Regions from separate parts of the Homo sapiens genome. Here all the other regions are linked to region 1. Evidence: chromatin loops called from intact Hi-C (ENCODE). Cell type or tissue: HCT116. All regions are shown on one strand.

Region 1 (5,000 bases):
GGGAATGGCAGACAGATTCAGCACCAGGAGAACATCACATAAAGGACAAGTGTGTATGTTTAAAAATGGCAAGTTTCGGCCTGGCATGGTGGCTCACGTCTATAATCCCAGCACTTTGGGAGGCTGAGGTAGGTGAATCACGAAGTCAGAAGGTCGAGACAATCCTGACCAACATGGTGAAACCTTGTCTCTACTAAAAATACAAAAATTAGCTGGGTGTGGTGGCTCACACCTGTAATCCCAGCTACTCGGGAGGCTGAGGCAGGAGAATTGCTTGAACCCAGGAGGCAGAGGCTGCAGTGAGCCGAGATTGCTCGCTGCACTCCAGCCTGGTGAGAGTGAGATTCCGTCTAGAAAAAAAAAAAAAAAAAAAGACAAGTTTCTGCTTGACTTATAAGACCTAATCCAATGTATTTCTAAATCAAATAACAGATAGATGAAGGCATTTTTAAAGCAATTATCTCAGGTTTTCAAAACAGGTTTAAGAATGCGGTATCAAAGCCTGGACTAGGTTTCAATATTTCAGTATTTACAGATGACGTCTCAGAAAACAAAGAAGCCGTTATTGACAAGTGCTTTCCAGGCCAAAGGCAAGTGCCAGGGAGTATAGTGACAGTGGATTTGCTGCCAAACTGATGATTTTTTCTTGTTTTCTTTTCAGCCCTATTTGTCCTGGGCTCGGAATGTTGATGCAGCTATTTCTATTTGGTTATGGGTAAGGAAACGCTGCATTTATCACTGTGCCTACGTTTTCCTTCAAAGAGGCACGTGTAACTGTGTTCAATTGCAACTGAGAGCGTATTTTAAAAAGGAATTTGGCTTCAATGTCATTAACTGACCTTAAATAAATTGCTTGTGAGATTTTACAATATTAAACTTAGCTCAGAAGAAATGCTGAAATTAGTAAATAATGATTTTTAAGAACTTATATATGTCATCTTTTAAAAAACCTGCTACTTCAAATAACTTCAAAGTGAGGAAAAGCTTTTATCAGCTTTAGAGTTAAAATGCAGATGTTAATCGCAGGTTAGGATCTTGATAATTTCTAAAAAGACAAATGCAGCATTATTTGTAAAAGTACATACAGTCGTGTACAGCATAACAACGTTTTGTTCAACGAAGGACCACATATACCATGGTGATCCCTCAAGATTATAATGGAGCTGGCAAACTCCTGCCAACTCATCAGGCAGTCGCCACTGTAAGACTGTAGCAAAATGCATTAGTCCTGTGTTCGTGGTGATGCTTGTGTACACAGACTTACTGCACTGCCAGTCATATAAAAATACAGCACATACAATAAGGTATAGCACATAATACCTGACAATGATAATAAATGATTAGGTTACTAGTTTAATATGCTATAGTTTTTATTGTTATTTTAGATTGTACTCTTTATGTTAATATATTATTAAAAGGTCAGTTGTGAAACAGCTTCAGGCACTTCCTTCAGGAGCTATCCAGAAAAAGGCATTGTCATCATAGGAGATGCCAGCTTAATGCGTGACGTTGCCCCTGAAGACCTTCCAATGGGGCAAGAAATGTAGGTGGAAGACAGTGATAATGATCCTGACCCCGTGTAGGTGTAGGCTATTGTGTGGTTTGTGTTTTAGTTTTTAACAAAAAAGTTTAAAAATTAAAAAATTAAACAATATAAGAGCGCTTATAGAATACGGATATAAAAAGAGACAATATTTTTGTTCAGCTATACAGTGGATTTGTGTTTTCAGTGGAGTGTAATTACAAGAGTCAGAAAGTTAAAACAAAGTGAAAAGTTTATACTGTAAAAAAAGTTATAGTGGGCTAAGGTTAATTCATTATTGATGAGAGAAATTTTTTTGTACATTTTGTGTAGTCTAAGTGTACAGTGCTTGTAAAGTCTGCAGTAGCATACAGTAATGTCCAAGGCTTTCACATCCACTCACCACTCGCTCACTGACCCAGCCAGAGCAACTTCCAGTCCTGAAAGCTGCATTCATGGTGAGTGTCCTACACAGGTGCATCATTTTTATCTTTTATACCATATTTTTACTGTATCTTTTCTATGTTTAGATATGTAAATACCATTGTGTTACAATTGCCTACAGTATTCAGGACAATAACAGGCTGTACATGTTTGTTGCCTAGCAGCAGTAGGTGTGTAGTAGGCTCTTCTGTCTAGTTTTGTGAAAGTTCACACTATGATGTTTGCATAACAACAAAATCACCTATGGATGCGTTTCTCAGAATGTATCCCCATTGTTAAACGATGCATGGCTCTGTGTGTGTATGTGCAGGACTCTGTGTGTGTGGTATATGCATACCACATACGCACACATCCACACTATACTATGCACTCTACATATATACAACTACATAGGCAAATATAAAGCTGCATGTGCATAAATACACAAACAAACACACATACATATGTATAAAAGGTAATGTATTGATATTAATACTGACAATGTGTACTAAGCATATATTTATATACCCTTAAATGTATATTATTTTAATACATACTATATTATGTTATATACTAATACACTTTTTTAAAACTGAAAGAAATCTCGTTGCCAATTTGTGTTTCTAAATATGATGTCCATATTTTTTCTGATTTTATTACTATAGCTGTGATCACGTCATGTAACTTAATTTTGATGATGTTTCTCACAGTATAGTTTGAGGGTATCCAGCCTCAGATTATCTGAGGATGTAGCTCAAGATTTCCTAATTTTGCAAACAGCAAGCTTCCCAGGAGATTCTTAGATTCCTGCTAACAAAAGGCGGAGACTCACTGGACAGTTACTGAAGATAGACAGTAGGGGGCGGAAGGGCCCACGCTTCTTTGATATTGGTGGCTTTGGTTTTTCAGTGACGGGGGACACTTTGACTTCAGGTATGTTCTGCATTTAGAATTTTCAAATGAACGTTTCTTGTCTGTTCCCTTCTTTTTTCTGCCTCCAAACATAATGTCTATCATTGTAAAAGTAATAAAAAATCACTGAACAAAATTTGGAAAATACCAAATGAATAACAATAGAAATAAAGTAAAAAAAGAACCACTCAAATTCCCATCATCAAGAAATAAACATTCTGATAATATTTAATTTTATTTTCCTATATATATTGTGTGTGTGTATATATGTATGTGTATATATATACATATATTCAAAATGTATTATAACACAAAATGTATAAAATATATAATAGTATAAACAAAATTATATTATATATGTCATTTTCATGTCATATGTCAGATATAGCATATTAATACATACCCAGTTTTCTAAAATGCTGATCTCTTTGAAATATTCAATTATCAATTGTGTTTCTTTCCTCACTGAAGTTCCTTTTTACGACTTTTGGTAGTGAAGAGATAAAGTTCATTACAAAACATGCCAGGCTTAAGCAATTTTCCAAAGGGATTAACGAATTGCAGTGGCCGCAGGCTATGTAAAAATTTTTAAAAGGTGGTGTCTCTCATATTCTTCAGCATAACTTGGGTCACAGAAACCCAGGCATAAAAATTCATTGTGAACTCATATTCTACCATGGCCTGACACTGGTAAGTTATTTTGTTGCAAAAGCCTTAAGCAATTTGAGATGTCGAAGCACGTTTTCAAGAGTTAGCACATCTCCATTGTCTATAAACTGCATGCATATTTTATGCCTAAAAAATATTTCATCTTCTGATTTTCTAGCTTTCTTCTGCAGGTTGTTTTTTTTTTTTTAGAATATTTTTCAATCATTTTAATTCTCTATTGTAAAACTTGGAAATCTCTACTTATGGACTGCCAAGAACAGTCTGAAATTAAATCAATTTACTCTCACTCTTAGTGAATATTTTGGGAGTGCTAGGTATTGAATGTGTCCCCCAAAAGTTCATGTGTTAGAAATGTAATCCTTCTGCCCCTATGATGAGATGAATGGATGAATGAGGGCTCTGTTCTCATGACGGGATGAATGTTGCTGTCCCAGGAGTGGGTTTATTATCACAGCAGCGTTATTCTTGTGCCTGTGAGCTCTCCCTGGCTCCCTTGCTCCCACTCTGAGCATGTGATGCCCTCTGCCATGAGGTGAGGCAGCAAGAAGGCCCTCACAGATGCCGGCACTGTGGACTTCCAGCCTCTAGAACTATGAGCTAAATAAACTTTTTAATATAAATTACCTAGTTTGTCATCTTTTGTTACCAATAAGAAAAGGCAATAAGACCGGGAGGTTCTATTATGATGTCATTCATGGGAAAATGGTAGACAGGACAGAATCTTTGCTGGCTCCCTAGATACTGCCTTGGAATGTTACTCTTGGAAAACAGTGGCTACAGAGTGATGCCTTTCTCCATAACTTTAATTTACCTTAAGAAAAGCTTTGAGTGCTACTGAGTCGGGAATGAAAAACCTAGAGAATGTTCTGTCCTGTGGGAGCAAGGAGTATAGTTAGTCCCTGTATTACTACCCAAAGGGGCATGAGGCTTCACCCTCCTTGGGCTCCCTAGGGACTTATAATGCCTTCCTGTAATTATCGGGCCAGTTAATTTAATACTAATCCACTTAATTCAGTTAACATCAGATTTGTCCTAGGGATCTTGTTACATCCTTTTGTATACTAAAAGAGAAAAAGAAAAAAAAAAAGATTTGCTTCTCTTTCAATATTCCTGGGAAGTTGGATATCCACATGGAAAAGGCAGATCTCTAGTTCACAACAGATAAAAAATAAATTTTACTCAATGTGAAATTAAATGTAAAAAATAAAACTTCAACATTGTAGAAGAAAATATAGAAAAAGCTCTTTAGGTCTGTGAAGGAGAAAAGAATTATCGAAATCAGGCCATAAAGAAAAAGTACAAGTCATAAAGGCAATAAATATACAAATAGAGTTTAACCTCTGAAACACTTGACCGAATGTTCTGAGGTAAAAACAACAAACCAGCCATTGAAGGGAAGAACAGATTGACAGTGCATATAACACAGAAAGAAGTAGTAATCAAACTATTTAAAATTGCCTAATAAATCAAAAAG
Region 2 (5,000 bases), 260 kb after region 1:
TTTACTGAGACGGAGTCTTGCTCTGTCGCCCAGGCTGTAGTGCAGTGGCTTGATCTTGGCTCACAGTAACCTTCACTTCCCAGGTTCAAGCGATTCTCTTGCCTCAGCCTCCCAAGTAGCTGGGATCACAGGCATGCACCACCATGCTTGACTAATTTTTGTATTTTTAGTAGAGACAGGGTTTCACCATGTTGGCCAGGCTGGCCTAGAACTCCTGGCCTCAAGTGATCCGCCCGCCTCGGCCTCCCAAAGTGCTAGGATTACAGGCATGAGACACCACACCTGTCCCTGAACAGTCCTTTTTAAACAATATATCTGAAGGATGTATTTTCATTTCTAGAGGGACATTTATACTTAAAAATAAACAAAGGCAACAAGGATGACTAGGCCGATCTCTCCTAGGAAAAAAAATATAGCCAAAGTCATGAGGAGTGGAAGAAAATGATTACCACAAGTTACTGGGGTTAGAAGCACTATCACTCAAGGGAGCGTATTTTTAAAATTCAGGTGTATTCAGGAGATTGTCTAGTTTATTACGTTATCAAGATATCCCTTCACTAGATCGCCCTCAAATCCTTTATATGACAAGACAGTCTGTCCTTGAAGGTTTTTATAAAATTGCTTAAATCTTAATCCCACATTTAGTGGAAAATAAAACACTCTCCCACATTTACAAGAATTCTCTGGAAAATTGGGGTGGAGTCTAATGAGATTGCTGTAGTGAAGGCTATGGTACTTGTCCTGTATACTTATATCTCCCTTTATTCAGTGTATTTACAGATGTCAGGTTCAGCGAATCATTTGTATTTAAGGATACAAAAATATATCAGGGAAAAATGAAGTTGTAGAAATACAATTTGCTGCTTTTGTCATTGCATTTAATAGACCCTAAACACAATTAACATAAACCAAAAAATATGAAGAGTGTGGGAAGTGTTTCTGATAGGATTTGTGAAATTTAAAAGGCCAGTCCCTAAGACATAGGGGCGCTGGACCACCTCATAAATCCACACTTCAGAGCGTCACCATTGACCAGGTTCTGCTGCCAAAGGAACCTATACTTGTTAATTTTCAATGTCAAATTCCACATTTCTCGATGGAACATGAATGGCTCACATTGGAATAAAGGTTCTATAACTAGAAACGTCTTTCTTGTTTTATAACCAGGCAGGCAGGCAGGCAGGTAGGCAGGAGAACAGAATGGGCTACTCAAATCCCACAGTGCTGAATCTGGAGCTTTGCGTGGAGAAAGAGAACGTAGAGGTGGTTTATTTTCGTCTTCACCTGACAAGGATCCTGAGTCTGTGGAGAGTTGAGGGCTGTGCCCAAGACTTTGCTGGAGGCTTCGCTTTAGCTAGAAGAGAGGACTCCTAATTCCCACTTCTTTACTGTGTTTAATTGACCTGGAGATGCATGATGGAAGTTAGATTACAAAGACTGGAAGATTGAATGGATATTAAATCACCAGGTCTTCAAGGAAACAGGGGAGAATTCTATGTCTTGAACTTATAATCTGAGAAGGTAATTCAAGCATGGAGAACACCAATGAGGCACTTCTGCTGGTTCGTTGCATTTCCCTATGTCACTGCTATGCAGCGGCAAGCCGTAGGAATAAAAATTGTTAGGAGAATATAAATGATCATGTAGCATCATTTTCTCAGCTGCAGACTTTATCTCAACATGCAGCGTTTAAGATCCTTTTCACTCTGTGTCGGATTGGGTTCCTCGTCCCCATTCAATGTGCCCTCCTGTTTGAGACACGCAGTCCAGCCTGATGGCTCACAAACTTAGGTCCCCACGCCGGCCGCATCAACATCAATGCAAAACTTGTTAGAAGTGACATGCTTAAGGTACTTCCTGAGAACTGTGGAATCAGAAACACCGGGAATGAGGCCCAACAGTCTTTCTTTTAACAAGCCTTCCAGGTAATTTTGATACATGCTAAAGTGTGAGAACCACTAACTCTAGCCTATTGATATTGCCTTTTTAAACACTATCCCCAGCCAGGTGCGGTGGCTTATGCCTGTAATCCCAGCACTTTGGGAGCCAGGGTGGGCGAATCACTTGAGCCCAGGAGTTTGAGATCAACCTGGGCAATGGGTGAAACCCTGTTTCTACTAACAAAATACAAAAAAAACAGAGAAATAGCCAGGCATGGTGGGTGGGTACCAGCTCCTCAGGAGACTGAGGTAGGAGGATTGCTTGAGCCTGGGAGGTCGGGCCTGCAATGAACAGTGTTTGAGCCATTGCATTACAGCCTGGGCAACAGAGCAAGACCATCTCACAAAAAAGAAATTAAAAAATAAACACTACCCCCAATAAATACTTATTTTATATGTAGCTGATTTTAGTTATTTTCATCTGAGCAAACTTAGAGTACATTGTATATGTACAGTATTATTCTAAGTATTTTAGAAATAGTAACTAATTTAATCCTCTAACAGCCCTATGACATAATAGCTCTATCATTTCAATCTTACAGTGGAGGAAACAGGCACAGAGTAGCTGGTGGAAGATGTGAGTCCCGTGCTGGGAAGCCTGGCTCCCAAGCCACCCTCTCACACAGGATCCTAATAAGACCACTCGTGACCAGCCCTCAGCTCACTCTGGGCTACCCTTCTCAACCCTCACTTTGAATATGCATTTGTTATTTCTACCACTCATTGTCCACCTTCATTCTTGCAGCAAGAACTTTCCAGCAGTCCCTGGGGAACACTTCCTCTAATCCCTTGCTAACTAAAATGAAGTGTGGCATCAGCCCAGCAGCGGCAGTGCCCCCCGGAGGTGTTAGAAAGGCAGAACTTCAGGCTCTACCTTGGAGCTGCTGAATCTGAATCTCATTTAACAAGATCCTCAGGAGAAGCAAATGCACTGTCCTACCACAGTCTTCATAACATTCTTCCAGGGACAAGTCCATCTGCAAGATGCAGAAATGAGCATTGATCTGGGGGAATTTGATCAGCAATAATCAATCCCTCTAGCCACAGGAACTGGTGCCTGATAATAACATAATGCAAAGCAAGGCAATAAGGTGAGTGAAACTTGAGGGGCATGACTTCTTGTGTGTGTTTTTGGAGGAGAGAGTTTCCCTGTTACTCTAGACTGGATGCCATTGTGACGTGAGACTAAAGACGCCAGACTCCACCATATAGAGCAGGGTATGGAGCCAGTCAGGTGATATGGAGCCCCAGACAAAGACAGGCCCTGCAGCATCTTTGTCTGGTGCCAGGTTTTCTTTTAACCTTTTAGTTTTGTGAGTCAATCAATCTCCTTTTTACTGAATGCAGGTTGAGTCCTGTTTTTGTTTCTGGGTCACATATGCAGTAAGACATAGATACCAGTACAACATCTGCTCTACTCATTGGGTACTTTATTAGCTCTCACCCAGGGTTGTTAATAAACACCTGTGTAGGTGTTTTTATCTCTGCAGATAGAGTGTAAGTTCCTTGAGAGGATGATACTACCTTCTACCTTTTTATTTATTTATTTATTGTTGGTGACTGCTATGATGCCTTGTAGAGTACAGAGTAGTGAACATGTTATTTTATAGTGAATAAAGAAGAATGAGTTTAAGAACATTAATTTGCAATGTTTAAAATGGTCAGAGGAGGGAGGACATTTAGTTCATCAAATTTTCACTGGACGCTGTCCAGGGCCATAGACTAGGCTGTGCATTGGCGATGCAGAGGTGGTTAAAGTATGACTCCAGACATCAAATATACTACAGATCATGGGGGGAATCACAGTAACTTTTTAATAATTTTCAACGGATGTAGGATAATTCATAGCACTCTTATGCTGTATACACAGGAGGCGTATTTCATAGCTGAAGGTAGAAAGCAGATTGATTAAGCAAATTAAGGAGTATGATGAGTAAAAATCAAAAGTGGATTTGAATCCAAGTGAGTTTGATTAGAAATACAACTTCCCCCACTACACGAGTAAACCATTCTGAGTTTTTAATTTCTTGGTTTGTTTTCACCATTGCGTGCCTAAAAGTTGGCTTCAAAAAGTTCCCCTTTTTAGTAAATTGTAGAATTTTTATCTATGAGAATGCTTGTCTACGCAAGCATTTCCACATGTGTTTAAATCCTCTTGGCTAAAATTTATCTAATTGGAATAGTTAATAATGTTTGATGCATTACTCAACATACTGATGGCATCATTAGTTGAGAGCTGTGTCCTTAAATGAGGTGAGTTCTTCCCCTACTGAACATGTGCATCAGCTCTGCCCCCACAGGCTCACTTGTCCTGCATGTCATAAAAGGAGGAACTCATAAACTCTGGATGAAGACAGGATCCCTGGTATCTTGTGATTTCCTGGACTCATCTTCTGTCTATTTAACTTTTTCACTATATCCTACTCATATTAACACAAGGGTATTTTAATATTCTTCAGATGCCTGCCCCGGCTCTTCAATACTTACGTCATGTTCTTTTTAATTTGATGACAAGATTAGATGTTGTGTTCTTGTCTTCCCAGCCTCTAGCAAGCCTACTGACTTGACTTGGAAAATCTGTGGAGTTTTGACTCACTATCAGCTACAGGTATGAGCTTGGGTGTAATTTTAAAGGTATTTTCTATACCACTTAATAACTGCATCATCTTGGCAAGTAAGCTCTCTAGTTAAGGGAAGATATTTAATCTAAAAATGTCCAAGTTTAATCATATGTCTACAGTTGTTAAAATACAATATGTATGGGCTTAGGTTTTCAGTTTTAACATGAAAGAACTTGGAGCTGTCACTCTGTCCTTACAATAGAAAAAATCTGGAAAAACTGAAAACAACTTTATAAGAGCCATCAGAGAACTGAGGTTGCAAAGCAAACTACAGCACCAACATCTGGAGAGACAGGTTCATCTGGAGAGACACAGCCCAGAGGTGTTCACCTGGAACAGAAGCTGCTGGATCCCTGAGGGCTAGGAACACTGGCATGGTCACTGGAGGACCTGCGGGAGGCTTAGTGTCCAGCGTGGCGCTGCAGTCTTAGGGGAGCTC
Region 3 (5,000 bases), 480 kb after region 1:
CACACATGTACACACAAGTATTGCACATAGCCACATGCACACACTCATGCACACATGTACACACAAGTATTGCACATAGCCACATGCACACACTAATGCACACATGTACACACAAGTATTGCACTTAGCCACATGCACACAAAGACAGGCAGGCCATTTCATGCCACCTTCTTCTAGACTGTCAAGGACACAGTTATTTTTTTTTCATCCAGTTTGGCTTCTTCATCAAAATATTTTTAACAAAAAATTCATGATTCATCTTTTTTAAGTTTCTTTTTTTAAAAAAATTTCAGTTCCCCATTCACTTTAATCTGGTGATTTTTCAGAAACGAATGAACTAGCCACACTGCATCTCCTCTCATGCCAATTGTCCTTGGAGTCTTTTTTTTTTTTTAGAGAAGGAGTCTCACTTTGTCTCCCAGGCTGGAGTACAATGGCACAATCTCGGCTCACTGCAACCTCCGCCTCCTGGGTTCAAGTGATTCTCCTGCCTCAACCTCCCGAGTAGCTGCGATTACAGGCACATGCAGTGATGCCTGACTAATTCTTGTATTTTTAGTAGAGATGAGGTTTCACCATGTTGGCCAGGCTGGTCTCGAATCCCTGACCTCAAGTGATCTGCCCGCCTGGACCTCCCAAAGTGCTGGGATTACAGGCGTGAGCCACCGCGCCCAGCAGTCCTTGGAGTCTTTGATCTGTGCACTAAAGAACTGGCAAAGCCAATAATGTTCTCTCTCCCTTTGAGGATAAGAATTCTTTGGTCCACCCAGAATTTGTGTGGTCTTGCAGCTTCTAAAAACAAGTGGGAGGAAGAACAATGAAAACCTAGACACTGCTGTTTACCAAGTGTTCTTTGAATAGCATCCTGATTGGCTGCACACTGGTTTAACTTTCCCTCTTTGAAACTTCTGCTTCTGAATCACCAAAATAACAACCCGAACTTGGTGTTCTAGGGCCCAGCAGCAGCCTGAAGCCCTGGCCACTGTCTGTTCCCCTTCTTATTCCACATTTCTCTGTCTCCCTCACACCATCTGCTGAACTCGAGTCTGAGGGGACACTTATTTCTAAACCCAAGTCATGTCTATGGTAACAGAAGAAGCTGAGCAGGGGCCAGCTGAAGCTGTTGTCACTCATTCCTCTCAAGGCTGGGGTCCCTCATCTCCCTGTCCTACCTTCTATGGGTGTAAGGTTGCAACTCAGGCCCACATGGAGGTCTGTGGAATAATCTTGGATGTCCTCCTCCAACCCTCAGCTGTCAGGTGGCCTGAGCTGCTCCAGGCCAGTGGTTCTCAACCTTGACAGCCCGCTATAATCCCAATGTCCAAGCCACACCAAGACAGGGACAGGACACATGTGTCTGCACTTTGTTGTCAGCGTCTACACATGCCAGCTCTGGAGTCAGACAGGCCTAACTTTAAATTCATGCTCTGTCACTTCTGAGCAAGCAGCAACTTCTGTCATGATGCAATTATTCTCTATGAAAGTGGTTCTACCACCTTAAAAATGGAAAGATTAACTCACGAGTTTATAAATAACAAGGCTTAAAACAATCCAAAATATAAAAAACCGAAAATGAGAGAGAATGGATGGGGAGATATATTTTAAAATACCAGTGTATGTAAGCGGGGTTTCCATAAATTCAATCTAACCATGGACATATTCAAAGGCACATGGACTTGTAGGAACATTTTCTAGAAAGTTTAAGTGCAGAATACGTGAAGCCTGTCAGAAAGTTTAACAGCACACACACAAACACAACAAAACATACTTGTTGTTTTCACTGGGTTTTTGACAAAATCATTTTGGGCAAGGCGTGAAGGTGACATGGGGCAGACAGAAAACAAAATTGCTCTGTTCCACGGTTTTTAAATCTTCTTCACCAGAGAGAATAACCTCCCCAATTGGGAGAGGTGAGGTTAACCTGTTCACATGGGCTGGATCAGGGCTTGCACGTCAATGTTTCCAGAAACACAAGGCCCTGTGCTGCCTCGGGAACCTCCACGTGTGCAGGAAACTGACGATTCTTTGGGAAAGGAAGAAGTGCCACAGACTGGCTGTTTTCCTGATTTTCACGGAGAAATTCTGGTGTTGAGCCTGGACAAAATTCTACAGCAGTTTATGACGCACATACAATAATTTATTGAGGTTTGCAAAAAACAGAAGGTTTTGCTAAGAATGTATGTAGAATGATCACTCTTTTGAGATCGCAATACCAGGCATGCAGCATCATCTCTCCTTCTTTTTTTTTTTTTTTTGTTTTGTTTTGAGATGGTCTCGCTCTGTCACCCAGACTGGAGTGCACTGGTGCGATCTCAGCTCACCGCAACCTCCGCCTCCGAGGTTCCAGCCACTCTCCCACCTCAGCCTCCCCAGCAACTGGGATTACAGGAGCATGCCACTATGCCTGGCTTTTTTTTTTTTTTTTTGAAGCGGCACTTTTTTTTTTTAGTAGACGGAGGGTTTCACCATGTTGGCCAGGCTGGTCTCCAACTCCTGACCTCAAGTGATCGCCGGCTTTGGCCTCCCAAAATGCTGGGACTACAGGCGTGAGCCACTGCGCCTGGCCAACATCATCTGGTAAGCATATTTTTCTTAGATCCTACATGGTGGTTAGCTCAGATTCAAGGCATATGGGCGTGGTGCCTGGCCGCCCTCTGTTGGCAGAAACCAGTGAGAGGGAAGGAAGAGGCTCTGTTGGAGTGACATGGATCTTACAATCCCAGGGTGACCCCTGCCTGGAGGCTGCCTTGTGTCAAAGTGCTCTGATTTGGTTCGGGTACAGGGTACCATGAGTGTCCGGGATGGCAATGACTAGGCTATCACAGCAGGGCAATCTCCAGAGGAAAGTGTCTCAGGAAGGAGATAGCATGGCCACACTTTAGGAGGCTGGGGAGAGGACGTTTCCCCTGGGTGCAGTGATGTGAAAAGGGCTGGTAAAATCAGAAAGAGCCATATTCCGGGGGGCACAGCAGGAAGGCGCCTCTGGACAGGAGATGGACAAGAGGACACTTCCCAGCGACGATGGCAGAAGGAAAGCAGGTGTCGACTTTTTCTCTCGTCTGAAGCAAAAGAAACAATTATGAAGGGATTTTGTTGAAGACACAAACCTGTAATGAAAGGGATAACGCAAAAGGTAAAAACATCATCACACTTAAAAAAAAATTCGTAAGGTAAAAACATTGGCACACTTCAAAAACATGGTGAAATTTTTATAGATTTAAGGGGTACAAGTGCAGATTTCTTCAAAAAAAATCTTAAAAAGAAAACATGGTGGTTGTGCAAAACATAAACCCACAGAGAAAACATGAACCTGCAGTTTTAGAGAAAACATAAATCTGAAGAATAGAGAAACATATTTGGAAGCTATGCATCCAACAAAGGTCCAATCTAATCTCTAGAATCTACAAGTAACTCAACTCTACAAGAAAAAAAGCAAATAACCTGATTAAAAATTGGGCAAAGGACATGAACAGACATTTTTCACTGCACGGCAGTGAAGCCTGGGCTTTCATTGTACCCATCACCCGAATAGTGTATGTTGTACTCAGTAGGTAATTTTTCAACTCACACTCCCGAAGCCTTCTACATTTTGGAGTCTCCAGTGTCTATTATTCCACCCTGTAGGTGCATGTGTACCCACTGTTTAGCTCCCACTTAAGTGTGAGAACATGTAGTATTTGACTTTATTTCTAAGTTATTTCACCTAGGACAATGGCCTCCAGTTCCATCCCTGTTGCTACAAAAGACAATTTCATTCTTTTCATGGCTGAGTAGTATTCCATGGTATATATACACCACATTTTCTTTATCCAGTTATCCAATGGTGGACAGTTAAGTCAATTTCCTATCTTTGCTATTGTGAATAGTGCTGCAATAAACACATGAGGGCAGCTCTCTTTTTGATATAACGATTTCTTTCCCTTTGGTAGATACCCAGGAGTAAAGTCGCTGGAATGAATGTAGTTCTACTTTTAATTCTTTGAGAAATCTCCATGCTGTTTCCCTTAGAGGTTATTCTAATTTACATTCCCACCAATGGTGTATAAGGGTTTGTTTGCTCCACATTCTTGCCAACATTGGTTTTAGAAATTTTTAAGAATAGCCCTTATAACTGGTGTAAGATGGTGTCACATTTTTGGTTTTAATATGAATTTCTCTGATGATTAGTGATGTTGAGCTTTTTTTCATAGGTTTATTGATTACATGAATGCCTTCTTTTGAAAAATGTCTGTTCATATTCTTTGCCCAATTTTTAATTAGGTTATTTGCTTTTTTTCTTGTGGAGTTGAGTTCCTTGTAAATTCTGGAGATTAGATTAGACCTTTGTTGGATGTATAGTTTGCAAATATGTTTCTTCATTTTGCAGGTTTACGTTTTAGCTATTGATTATTATTATTATTATTATTATTATTACTATTATTTTGCTGTGGTTAGTTTAATTAAGTCCTATTTGTCTATTTTTGTTTTGTTGTATTTGCTTTTGAAGACATGGTCATAAATTCTTTGCCTAGGCCAATGTTCAGAATAGTTTTTTCTGGGTTGTCTCCTGGGACTTTTGTAGTTTGAGGACTGATATTTAAGTCTTTAATTTATCTTGAGTTAATTTATGTATATGATGGGAGGTCTGAGTCTACTTTCATTCATCTGCATGTGGCTATCTAATTTTCCCTACACCATTTATTGAATAGGATGTCATTTCCCCAATGTACATTTTTGTTGACTTTGTTGAAGATCAGTTGGGTATGTGGCTTCATTCTTGCTTCTCTGTTCTGTTTCACTGATCCATGTGTCTATTTTTATAACAGTGCCACACTGTTTTAGTTACTATAGCCTTGTAGTATAATTTAAAGTCAGGTCATATAATGTCTCCAGCTTTGGTCTTTTTGCTTAGGGTTGCTTTGGCTATTCAGCCTCTTTTTTGAGTGCATATGAATTTTAAGATTTTTTTTTCTAATTCTGTCAGTACACTTTTAAAAGCTGCAAAGCAGATGTATGACAGT
Region 4 (5,000 bases), 1.5 Mb after region 1:
AGGGTTTGGCTCTGTCCCCACCCAAATCTCATCTTGAACTGTAGCTCCCACGATTCCCATGCGTCATGGGAGGAACCCAGTGGGAGGTAATTGAATCATGGGGGTGGGTTTTTTTTCTGTGCTGTTCTCTTGATCGTGAGTGAGTCTCATGAGATCTGATGGTTTTATAAAGGGGAGTTCCCCTACACAAGCTCTCTCTTGCCTGCTGCCATGTAAGACGTCCCTTGCTCTTCCACCATGATTTTGAGGCCGCCCCAGCCCTGTGGAATTGCGAGTCCATTAAAGCTCTTTCCTTTATAAATTACCCAGTCTCCAGTATGTCTTTATTAGCAGCGTGAGAGCAGACCAATATAGTCAGAGTCCTCAGTAATGAGCAGGGCAAGTTCGACAGCTGGGCCGAGCACTACGCCAGGAGCAATGCGTCTGGCTTCCTGGAAAGGTGGGCTTTATGTCTTGGCCATCTACAAGGATCCCCTGCACAACCAGCTACCTGGCACCCCTTCCCTCCAAAAGAATCCACCCTTCTGGCTGATGAAGGATGTCTTGTTCATGTGGATGCTTTCAACCCCAAACAGACCACCCGGCACACAGTAAGTGCTCAGTTTTTACTTGTTTTATAAGACTTGCAAGCATCAGTTATGATCAGATGGGACAGGGCTCCAATCGTTTGCCTCATTCGCAGGATGGTGGCCTTGAGCCTAGGGAATAAGCCTGCAGCCATGAGTCCTGACACCTAGGGACCTGCTTGCCGCCAGGTCTGGAGAGTTTCCAGCGGGCTCTTAGAAGGCTGTAAGGCAGCCAGGAGCAGCCAGCAGCACCTGAGCCAGGGCGAGCAGCTTTGACTCAGTGGGTTTCCTGACGCATGGTTGAGACCACACACATACTCCTCCATCCTCAGCCTTCCAGAAACGAGCCCCGCAGATGCCTCTGTGTGCTGCGATTTGCTTCCTCATTTACTTCTCTGTGTCTGAAGTTCCTCTTCTGCCTTACCTGCTGGTCCCTGCAAGCTGCCCTCCTCACCTCCCTGTTCGCCTGCTGACACCACAACCTGAATTCTCACTCTGGTCCCGGCCCAGACACACAAATGGGCCTCACCTGCCCTGACAGTGGAGGAGACCCTAAGCAGCTAGGGACCCTAACCAGCCAGGGACCCTAACCAGACTGGGGACCCTGGGGCTGCGCTGGGCAGGTGAGGCCCGTGTGTGTTTGTGCTTCAGTTTGCCCCATGACATCCGTGCACGTGACCGTCTGTTCTGTGTTTGTTCTGCCTGAATGTGTGAGAAAGCTGCCCCGATTTCTACTAAAACTAAACCCAGGCTGGGAGAGACCTCCAGGTCAGCAGGAGCTAAGGGGGTGCAGAAAAGCTGAGGCCAGTGGCTGGATCCCTTCCCCACATCTGTCTCCATCTGTGTGATCTCTCTGCTGCTTCTTCAAGGCTGAGCCACGCTTCCCCAGCCTGGTGTCTCTGTGCACGAGGGCTGTCGCCACAAAGCACCACAGACTGGGGGTTTAACTCCCAGCAAGGTATTTCTCACAGTCCTAGAGGCTGCAAGTCTGAGATGATGGTGTGGGCAGGGCCAGTTCATCCTGAGTCCTCTCCATGGCTTGCAGACGGCGTCTTCTCCCTGTGTCCTCACAGGGTCGTCCCTCTGTGTGCACCTGCATCCGAATCTCCTCCTCTTATCAGGACATCAACCCTGTGGTTTAGAGACTACCCTGATGGCCTCATTTTACATTAATTACCTCTTTAAAGACCCTATCTCCAAATACAGTCATAATCTGAGGTCCCAGGGGTTGGGGCTTCCATGTAGGATTTCCTGGGAGACACAATTCGGCCATCACATGACCACCAGTGTCCCCTTGGGCATGCATTGAATGCTTGTGTTCACCCCAAAAATTCATGTCAAAGCCCAAGCCCCTCATATGGCAGTATTTAGAGGCAGGAACTTGGGGAGACAATGAGGGTTGGATGAAGCTATGACTTGGGGCCCCACGATGGGACCAGCGCTGTAAAAAGAAGAGGAAGGGGGCAGAGCTCTCTCTCTCTCCCTCTCCTCTCTCTGTCTCTCCTCTCTCTCTCTCCCCCACCCCCATGTGAGGATACAGTGAGAAGGTGCCCTCTCTCAACCAGGAAAAGGCCCTCATCAGCAAGTGAATCTGCCGGTGCCTTGACCTTAGACTTCAGTCTCCAGAACTGTGAGGAATCCCTGTTTGCTGCTGAAGTCACTCAGTCTTCGGTATTTTGTCACGGCCCGAGCTGGCTAAGACAACCAAGCACTTCTTAAGTAACGAATGGGCCCTTCTCAGAGCCCAAATTAGCCCTAAACACGATTCACCTGAAACACTGGGCATTCCAATCCTAAATCATGAGAATCAGCTGAGCTTCAGACTGGTTTAAATGCCAAAGAATAAACAAGAGAATGCAATATTCAAAAAGACATTAAAGTTTGAATTATCTCAATCACCTGCATATATCCAATTGGCTAGATTTTCACATTTTCAAATAAATATTGACTGCATTTGCACTCAGTGGAACTATATTCCTAAGTAATATTCTGGGAGTTGTATACAAGACAATTTTATGAAGCCTCTTTAACATCACCTCGTTTTAGAGTCTGTGTCACATAATTGACACCCGCCGTGCTGGGGGCAGTGTGGTTTGCCACAGTCGCAATCACTGGCGAATGAGCTAATCCCGAAAGTTGTTTTATGAGCTTCTTTTCACCAGTGACACCGAAGCACTGATCCCTGTCCCTGATAAGCCTCGTGTAATGACTCAACCCTAAGAAATCCACAAACAGACAGCTATCCCTTAAATGAATGCATTTTTGAGAGATCCCAGTGAAAATTCTGAGCTGCCGTTGCTGGAAGACCTGATGGGGACGTCTCCTTTCGCTGCTCCATGTGGTAACGCAATGGTCAGCGGTCACTCCCTCCTGATGGAAGGAACCAGCAGCACCTGCCTGCTACCAGCTGTAGAACGAGGGAGACTGAGTGGGAGACGTTCCCAGAGTCTCGGCAGCGCCCGGCCCGGTTCAGCCAGGCCTCTGCTGCCCTCCGGTGGCCTTCGGCTGGAAGCAGCGGACAGAGAGTCCCGCTGCAGGAGGCTGGGACGCAGAGCATTCCTGGAATTAATTCCTGGACTGCTGGGAAAGCGGCCGGGGTGTCTGGGGTGTGCAGGACTAAAGCAAACCACTCAGCCCTCGGCCTGTAACTCCTTGCTTCCCCCAGTGCATTTTTCTCCTTGGTAAAATCCAGATGAAATGAACCAAAAGAAAAAGCAGCCTCCAAGATGAGAGGTCCCGGAAGGAAGCCTTGGAAGGAAGCGAGGGGACGCCCCTGGCCTCGGCCTCATTGCCTGTTCCTTCTCCTCGGCAGCTCTGCATGGCCCCCCAGCAGGACAGCTCATCCAAGGACACCCCTGCCTGGGGCCTGAGGACCCACCTGCAGGGCCAGACCCCCCTCCCCACCCCGGGGTGAACACAGCCCCCACAGGCCCCAGTGGGCGGGAATGTTCCCCGTGGTGGCCATTCACATAACAGGACAAAAGAGCCCCCACGTTTGCTGGGATGACTCTTGGGAGACCGCCAGCAAGTTGCAGACCACGGCAGAGGCCGAGCTGAGATGGGAATTCCATGCCCAGGTCTCCCTGGACTGAGGGAACGTGATAGAAAGCTGAAATAGAAACAGAAACAATAGTGACGCCTCTTTAGAAAGGCTACAACTGAAAACTGGTTCCCAGTCTAGCCTGATGGACACACGATCTGAAGAGATCCAAGACCCGTTTCTGAGAGGAGAGAGAAGACCGTGGCCGGCAGACAGGGGTGATGCTCTCAGCTGCCCTTTTCCAGCCAAGGCCAGAAATGTGGTGTTGCTTTGGCTGGCTTTACACCCAGGACCCCAAGCGAGCTTCCTCCCCAAAGTGGGCTGTCCTCTGGACTCTGGGTTGGGGACATCTCTGAGCCAGCTGGGAGGTCAGAGACAGGTTTACAACCAGGAACCCCCTCCCAGGCCCGGCATGAAGCGTGGGCTGCGTACCTTAAAAATGTGGCTTTAGAAAGTGAAATGTTGGCCGGGCGCAGTGGTTCACACCAGTAATCCCAGCACTTTGGGAGACCGAGATGGGCGGATCACCTGAGGTCAGGAGTTCAAGACCACCCTGGCCAACATGGTGAAACCCCATCTCTGCTAAAAATACAAAACTTGGCCGAATGTGGTGGCGGGCGCCTGTAGTCCCAGCTACTTGGGAGGCTGAGGCATGAGAATTGCTTGAACCCTGGGAGGCAGAGGCTGCAGTGAGCTGAGATCGTGCCACTGCACTCCAGCCTGGGTGACAGAGTGAGACTCCATCTCAAAAAAAAAAAAAAGAAAAAGAAAAAGAAAAGAAAAAAGAAAACAAGAAAGTGAAGCAGCGTCAACACCAGCCAGGCTCAGTACCCTGGAATTACATATTCAGTTTGTGGCCTGATGTGGGGTAAGTTGGTTTCAAAGAAACAATAAACCTGTAATTTTAACAAATTGATGTTTGGCAAACTAGACATTCTAGAAGGCAGTCGTTCAGAGGGCAGCTGCTGGTGGCTGGACAGCTTCTGAACGGGCAGCCAGTGTCCATGGCCAGGTGGGCAGTATTTGCTTCTCAGTTCCAACTGGAATCATGACTCCAAAGCGACAGCTGCCACGAGCAACAGAGAATGGAGAGAGACACACCCAAGCGTGGCCACACAGCAATTCACAGTCAGGAAGGAGAAGCCGGAGAGGGACTCAGCCGATGACCCCAGGAGCCACAGAACTCCCACTCACTGCAGGCGAATCTACCCGGGAGAGAAGGGAAAAGAGGTTCCCCAAACACCACCAGGGAATAGGATGATATTCATAGCAACAAGCATTTATATGATACTCTGTGCTGGGTGCTTTACCTGTATGTACTCATGAATCTTGATAACGCTTGAGCCAGGAGCTCTTCCGTGAACATTGTCGTTTTGTAGAAGAAGAAACAGAGT
Region 5 (5,000 bases), 140 kb after region 1:
ATAGCTGTGTGATAAAGAGGCTGACTCCAGTTTCTGCTGCTTGAAAACATTTAAGCCTCACTGGCCAAATGTTTGTCCTGGGCCTCTCTTCAGCTTGTCCCACATCTGGACAAGCTGAGAAGAAAGCTCAAGTGCTCCCACTTGGACACTGGCAGGAGATTCAGATCACGCAAGCCCTCAATCTGGGCACCTTTACCCAACCCCAACCCCCTGCTCACCACAGTAAAACCCCCAGCTATGCACCTTTCCTTGCTCTTTCACACTGTTTGAGACCTGCTTAAGAGGTTTGCCCTGTTCTGCCATTATGTAAATACACCTTGTTATACTGTCTTGGTGTGTGTGTGTGTGTGTGTGTGGCATCATTGATCTCAACATTGAACCAAATTTGGGGGCCGCGAGTCCACCCTGTCTTTGCAGGGGTTCTTAACAAGGGACAGCTAGGGGGGCGAGGTACCTGGCACATTCCTGGAACAGTGCAAATTGGCATCCGCCTGAAGTAAGGGGAAAAATAACTAGAGAAAGAATCAGATTGTAAATGATGGGAATGGGAGATGTTAGATCACAGGAAGCTTTTTGGCTTTTTTAAGAACATAGACTTTACTTTGAATGAAATAACCATTGCAGGGCTTTGAGCGGAGGATGGGCATGGTTTACTTTTGTTTATTTAGTTTACAGTAGCTGAATTGAGATATAATTCACATGCCATAAAATGTATTATTTTCAATGCCTACAATTCAGCGGCTTTTAGTATATTCATAAAAATATGGAATGTCCCATGAATTTCCATGTCATGTTTACACAGGGGCCAGGTTCCTCTTCTCTGTATGTTCCAGTTTTAGCAGATGTGCTGCTGAAGTGAGCACCTGAGGCTGGCTTGCGTGGGGACCCTCTCGCTGCTGCGGAAGGAGCCAGGCTCTGGAGCAGGGGAGCTGGCGGGTGCGCGTGGGAATCCAGTGACAGAGGACGGTGTTTCCAGCTGCAATGGTGAGTAGCTGGGAAATGGTAACAATCCATGAGGTTCTGGATCTTCCAAAGGCAGAGACAACGGGATTTCCTGATGGGTTGGGTGTTGCAAGTGCTGTTTGTTCTGTTCAAAATTAGGACGTCCTAGACGGGAAACGGGAACTGAAAGGGCAGCCAGTTACCGCCCACGGACGCAGAAAAAGGAAGAGCTGTTTTCTGCTTTTAGTGGCAGGAGAAACCTGATGTGGTGCAGATTTTGTGAAACGAAGGAAGGTCTCCAACTTCCAGGCCCGAAGTCCCTAGACTCACGTAGAGCCGAGGGGTGGAGCCACTGTTTCCCTGAGAGAGAGTACCACTAGCCCAAGAACCAGATAGAGACTATGTCCACAGCAAGCCACTCAGGACAAAGGGAATAAAGAGACAGACGTCCAAAAACCAGTACATAGTGATGACCAAATAAATGTGTGGCTACACACTGTTTTAGGAATTTATACTGTGTTACTGCACTGCTGTTCTATTTTGCTTTTCTCTCCCTATCTGTTGCTCTCTATTTTTCTGTCTCTCTATTCCTCTCTCTCCATTTCTCCCTTTCTATTCCCTCTTGCTATCTCTCTCTGTATGTATCTGTCTCTCTCCATTTCTCTGTCTCTTTATATATCTCTCTATATTTCTTCCTATCTATTCTCTCCCCTCCAGCTTTCTCTCTTTCCCTCTGTGTGTGTGTGTATCTGCTTGTCTGTCTCTGTTTCTTTCTCTTTCTATACATATATTTCTTTCGCTCTCTTAATTGTTAAAGCACTTCTTTGAAGGCTGTCTAACATTATCTTGGCTCAGTAAAAGAGACAGGAGAGTTTCCACACCACAGTAGGTATTGGTGGGAGGATCAGAGCTCCTGGATTCTCTGTCCGGCCATGGCAGCGCCAGGTTTGCGGGGTGCCATATACCCCCAGGAGTTACTGAAATGGCAATGAAGTTGGAAAGTGAAAAACCAACAAGGAAAATTTGAAGACAACCAAAGTGGACAACCCCCACAACCAAGGTGGACAACCCCCCCACAACCAAGGTGGACAACCCCCTCCAACCAAGGTGGACAACCCTCCCCAACCAAGGTGGACAACCCCCCCCCAACATTTTTTTTAGGGCTTTTGATTACCAGAGGCCTTATTTTATATGGCAATTAAGAAGACTTGAAAAGTACCTCATCAAGGTCAGGCGCGGTGGCTCACGCCTGTAATCCCAGCACTTTGGGAGGCCGAGGCGGGTGGATCACGAGGTCAAGAGACCGAGACCATCCTGGCTAACACGGTGAAACTCCGTCTCTATTAAAAAATACAAAAAATTAGCCAGGCGTGGTGGCGGGTGCCTGTAGTCCCAGCTACTCGGGAGGCCGAGGCAGGAGAATGGCGTGAACCCGGGAGGCGGAGCTTGCAGTGAGCCGAGATTGCACCACTGCACTCCAGCCTGGGAGACAGAGTGAGACTCCATCTCAAAAAAAAAAAAAAAATAGAAAAGTACCTCATCAAACAAGCATGCATAAATGAAAGCATTGGGGAGCCAATTGGGTACAGTTAATTTTTATTTACACTCTCTCTCCACTCTGGCTTTATTTATCGCCAAGTAGCTGGAGGGGTAGAATCCACCAGAGGGTAAATCACTAGTTCTGTGTGAACGGGAATATCTTTCTAGTACATTGTTCAAAAATAGATCACAAGTGAGATTGACACAATTCAGAGCAGCTTGTTCTCCTCCTTAAATGTCATGGTAATGCACTCCTGTCTCGACAAAGTCCAGGTTGCACAGCCGTGCACAAAGGCTGGGGTTCTCAAGTTCCTCTGGCGCCCACTTGAGGAAATGCTGTGTTCAAATCCAGAAGGAAAATGCCAAGGTTGAAGTTAAGATGAAAAAAACACCAATTAGAAAAACAATCTGCTAAGCCTGCTATATCCAGTTCAACAACCATCCTTTATTATTTGGGGACATTAAAACTAAAAGGGCCATTGGTGCTGTTATGAAAGATTAGATTGATTTTTAAATCCTCCACACACTCAAGACTTCGTTGCTTCTTGCCAAAACACAGTCATCCTGCACTGAAACAGAACTGATCTTTGAAGGTTGATGAAATACACAGGGCTGGCTGCATTCCATTGGAGAAGATGCCTTATAAGGTGAACAGAACCCAGGGTTTGTCAAAGATGTTATGGTATACCAGGGCTGCTGATATAAGAATATATAGAGTAAGAATTGAGACATAAATTATGGATTTTAAAACTTCTTGAATTTTTTTAAGATCTATAGATCATGCATAAAACTATACTTAAAAGTAAGAGAGAATGACAGCTATTGTCATTCCAAATCTTCTCAAAGTAAAGATTCTAACGTATATCTTCTGGGATCACAAGCATTCTCAAATGCACGGGAAAACAATTGTAATCCGTTCCCAATAACATGAAAATAAGTCAGAGTGCAAATTCCTTGGGAGATGTATTGAGGAGTTGACAACGTGTTGATATTTACATACAATGTGTTGTAGATTTTTTCTGTATTTGCATTGTGTTGCGTGCTATTTATTAAACATAAATCAATTTCAGTTTCTCTAAGACAAACATGAAAAATTCTGATAGCCATTTCTAATAGAAAAACTATCCCACCTCTTTCACCTTTCAGAAAAGCTTGAATGGAAATGCCCAGATCAAAAGTATGATTTTTTTCCTTCTTTGAATTTTGCTTTTTGTGTTGGTTTGTATTTATATATTTATTGTCTCCTTCTGAGGTGACTTTGCTGCTTGGAGGGACTGCTACAAAGGAGTATTTTATCTTAAATTGCATTTAGACTTGGTTTTAAGAAGAGCTAATGACTTGAGTACTAAGCGTTAGAATTGGTGCACTCTAGTTAAGTTATACTCCCATAAAGGTGTTGAATTAGGAGTTTTTAAGCAGGTTTAATGTGTACCGAAATCTTCAGATTGTCCTGTTCATTGTTAGAGCATTTGAGTGTTTCCTTAATAAAGGAGTTTATAACAGAGACCATTTGGTACATATGTTTCTAATTTACTCACACTTAGCTCATTGAAGCCTGATTTTGTGGAGGAAATATCACGTCCAAGAAGACATTGGGAGGCACTTTTCTTGGAAAAGGGAAGTAATGTTCTTTTATTTTATAGTTCACAAACGGACTTCTAAAGATTTGAATGTATTTCAAATGTATGAAATCACAAAGTTCATGCATGTCCTAAATTTGGCCAGCCGTTCTTCTATTTCTATTAGAATGATGTCACAGTGTGGGACTCAAGGCAGAGAAACAACTAAACCTCTCCACCAAAGAAGCAGAAATTGAATTTCCAGTATTCATTTCTCTTGCAACTCCATTAGATTGAAGCCAAATCACCTGCGGGCAGACATTGTCGATCCATGATATCATATTTCCCAGTAATTATAAAATGAAGTGACAGCTCTGAGCAAATTTAGTAGTTTTTACAATTCATTTTAATGTTTTTTAAGAGATTTATTGTTCTGTAGAATCCTATCAACTCTCAGTAAATAGTGTGTTTAATTTTTGGAAGCTCTGTTTTGGAAGCTAAATCATGCATTCCTTTCTGGATTATTGGAGAGAGAAGGTGATGTTGAGTTCAAAGGTTTGAAAGTCACCTAGTTCGGTGCTTCCCACATTCTCGGCTCTGTGATCTTGTACAGAATATTTTGTCTCTGCGTTTCAATTTCTTCAACTATAAAATGGGGGGTAAAACTCACCTGCAATTTTGGTGAAACAAAGTAAATGAGACCATGCCTGCAAAACAAGGAACAGCAGTGGGCATTCCTAGTCCCTTGACAAATGCCAGTTTCCTTCTTTCTTACTTCATCTCACAAGGAATCTCCCTATCATTATCAATAATAATCCCTATAGTGAGTTTTGCCAGATAACAAAAACCTACTTTTAATAACATTTCGAGCAGTAACATTTCTATGGCAACTGATATTTATCATCTTATTGGAGAATTTAAAGTGTCCAATGAATAGTGAAACTACATTTTAAACTAGAA

Evidence for each region. Hi-C counts contacts between places; a loop is a spot of excess contacts. Peaks named below come from ENCODE experiments on the same cell type or tissue, not always from the same donor. Only the 100,000 strongest peaks of a DNase experiment are listed, where the experiment ranks them.
Region 2: a loop joins it to region 1, with 2.2 times the contacts of the local background. A loop is called at or near these places in 4 of 110 quality-filtered maps.
Region 3: it touches region 1 in a loop (5-fold over the local background); 4 of 110 quality-filtered maps call a loop at or near these places.
Region 4: it touches region 1 in a loop (3-fold over the local background); 49 of 110 quality-filtered maps call a loop at or near these places.
Region 5: a loop joins it to region 1, with 6 times the contacts of the local background. A loop is called at or near these places in 50 of 110 quality-filtered maps.

What each region holds. Positions count from the first base shown.
Region 1 is chr10:4,654,581-4,659,580 of GRCh38, reverse strand. MANCR (mitotically associated long non coding RNA) reads left to right here. Exons shown (of 4, transcript NR_024475.1): 2 at 1-128; 3 at 1,856-1,980. It overlaps LINC00705 (long intergenic non-protein coding RNA 705), which reads right to left and starts at 3,425. Exons shown (of 3, transcript NR_015425.1): 1 at 3,261-3,425. In HCT116, a CTCF peak has its summit at 2,813 (motif pointing right); a DNase peak (open chromatin) is centred at 2,820.
Region 2 is chr10:4,389,641-4,394,640 of GRCh38, reverse strand. All of the region lies in intron 1 of LINC00703 (long intergenic non-protein coding RNA 703), which reads right to left. It overlaps LOC105376372 (a long non-coding RNA gene), which reads left to right. Exons shown (of 6, transcript XR_001747337.1): 2 at 2,686-3,031; 3 at 4,484-4,548. Among named protein-coding and RNA genes, the nearest start is that of LINC00703, 7.9 kb to the right of the region's middle. In HCT116, a CTCF peak has its summit at 2,762 (motif pointing left); a DNase peak (open chromatin) is centred at 2,770.
Region 3 is chr10:4,172,032-4,177,031 of GRCh38, reverse strand. LOC105376368 (a long non-coding RNA gene) reads right to left here. Exons shown (of 4, transcript XR_930587.4): 4 at 2,575-3,059. Among named protein-coding and RNA genes, the nearest start is that of LINC00702, 69 kb to the left of the region's middle. In HCT116, a CTCF peak has its summit at 2,682 (motif pointing left); a DNase peak (open chromatin) is centred at 2,651.
Region 4 is chr10:3,195,594-3,200,593 of GRCh38, reverse strand. No RefSeq gene overlaps it. Among named protein-coding and RNA genes, the nearest start is that of PITRM1, 25 kb to the right of the region's middle. In HCT116, a CTCF peak has its summit at 3,060 (motif pointing left); a DNase peak (open chromatin) is centred at 3,003; H3K4me3 peaks cover 561 bases; H3K27me3 peaks cover 1,566 bases.
Region 5 is chr10:4,510,815-4,515,814 of GRCh38, reverse strand. It overlaps the pseudogene RNU6-163P. Among named protein-coding and RNA genes, the nearest start is that of LINC00703, 130 kb to the right of the region's middle. RefSeq lists an enhancer at 1,195-1,244. In HCT116, a CTCF peak has its summit at 2,813; a DNase peak (open chromatin) is centred at 2,804.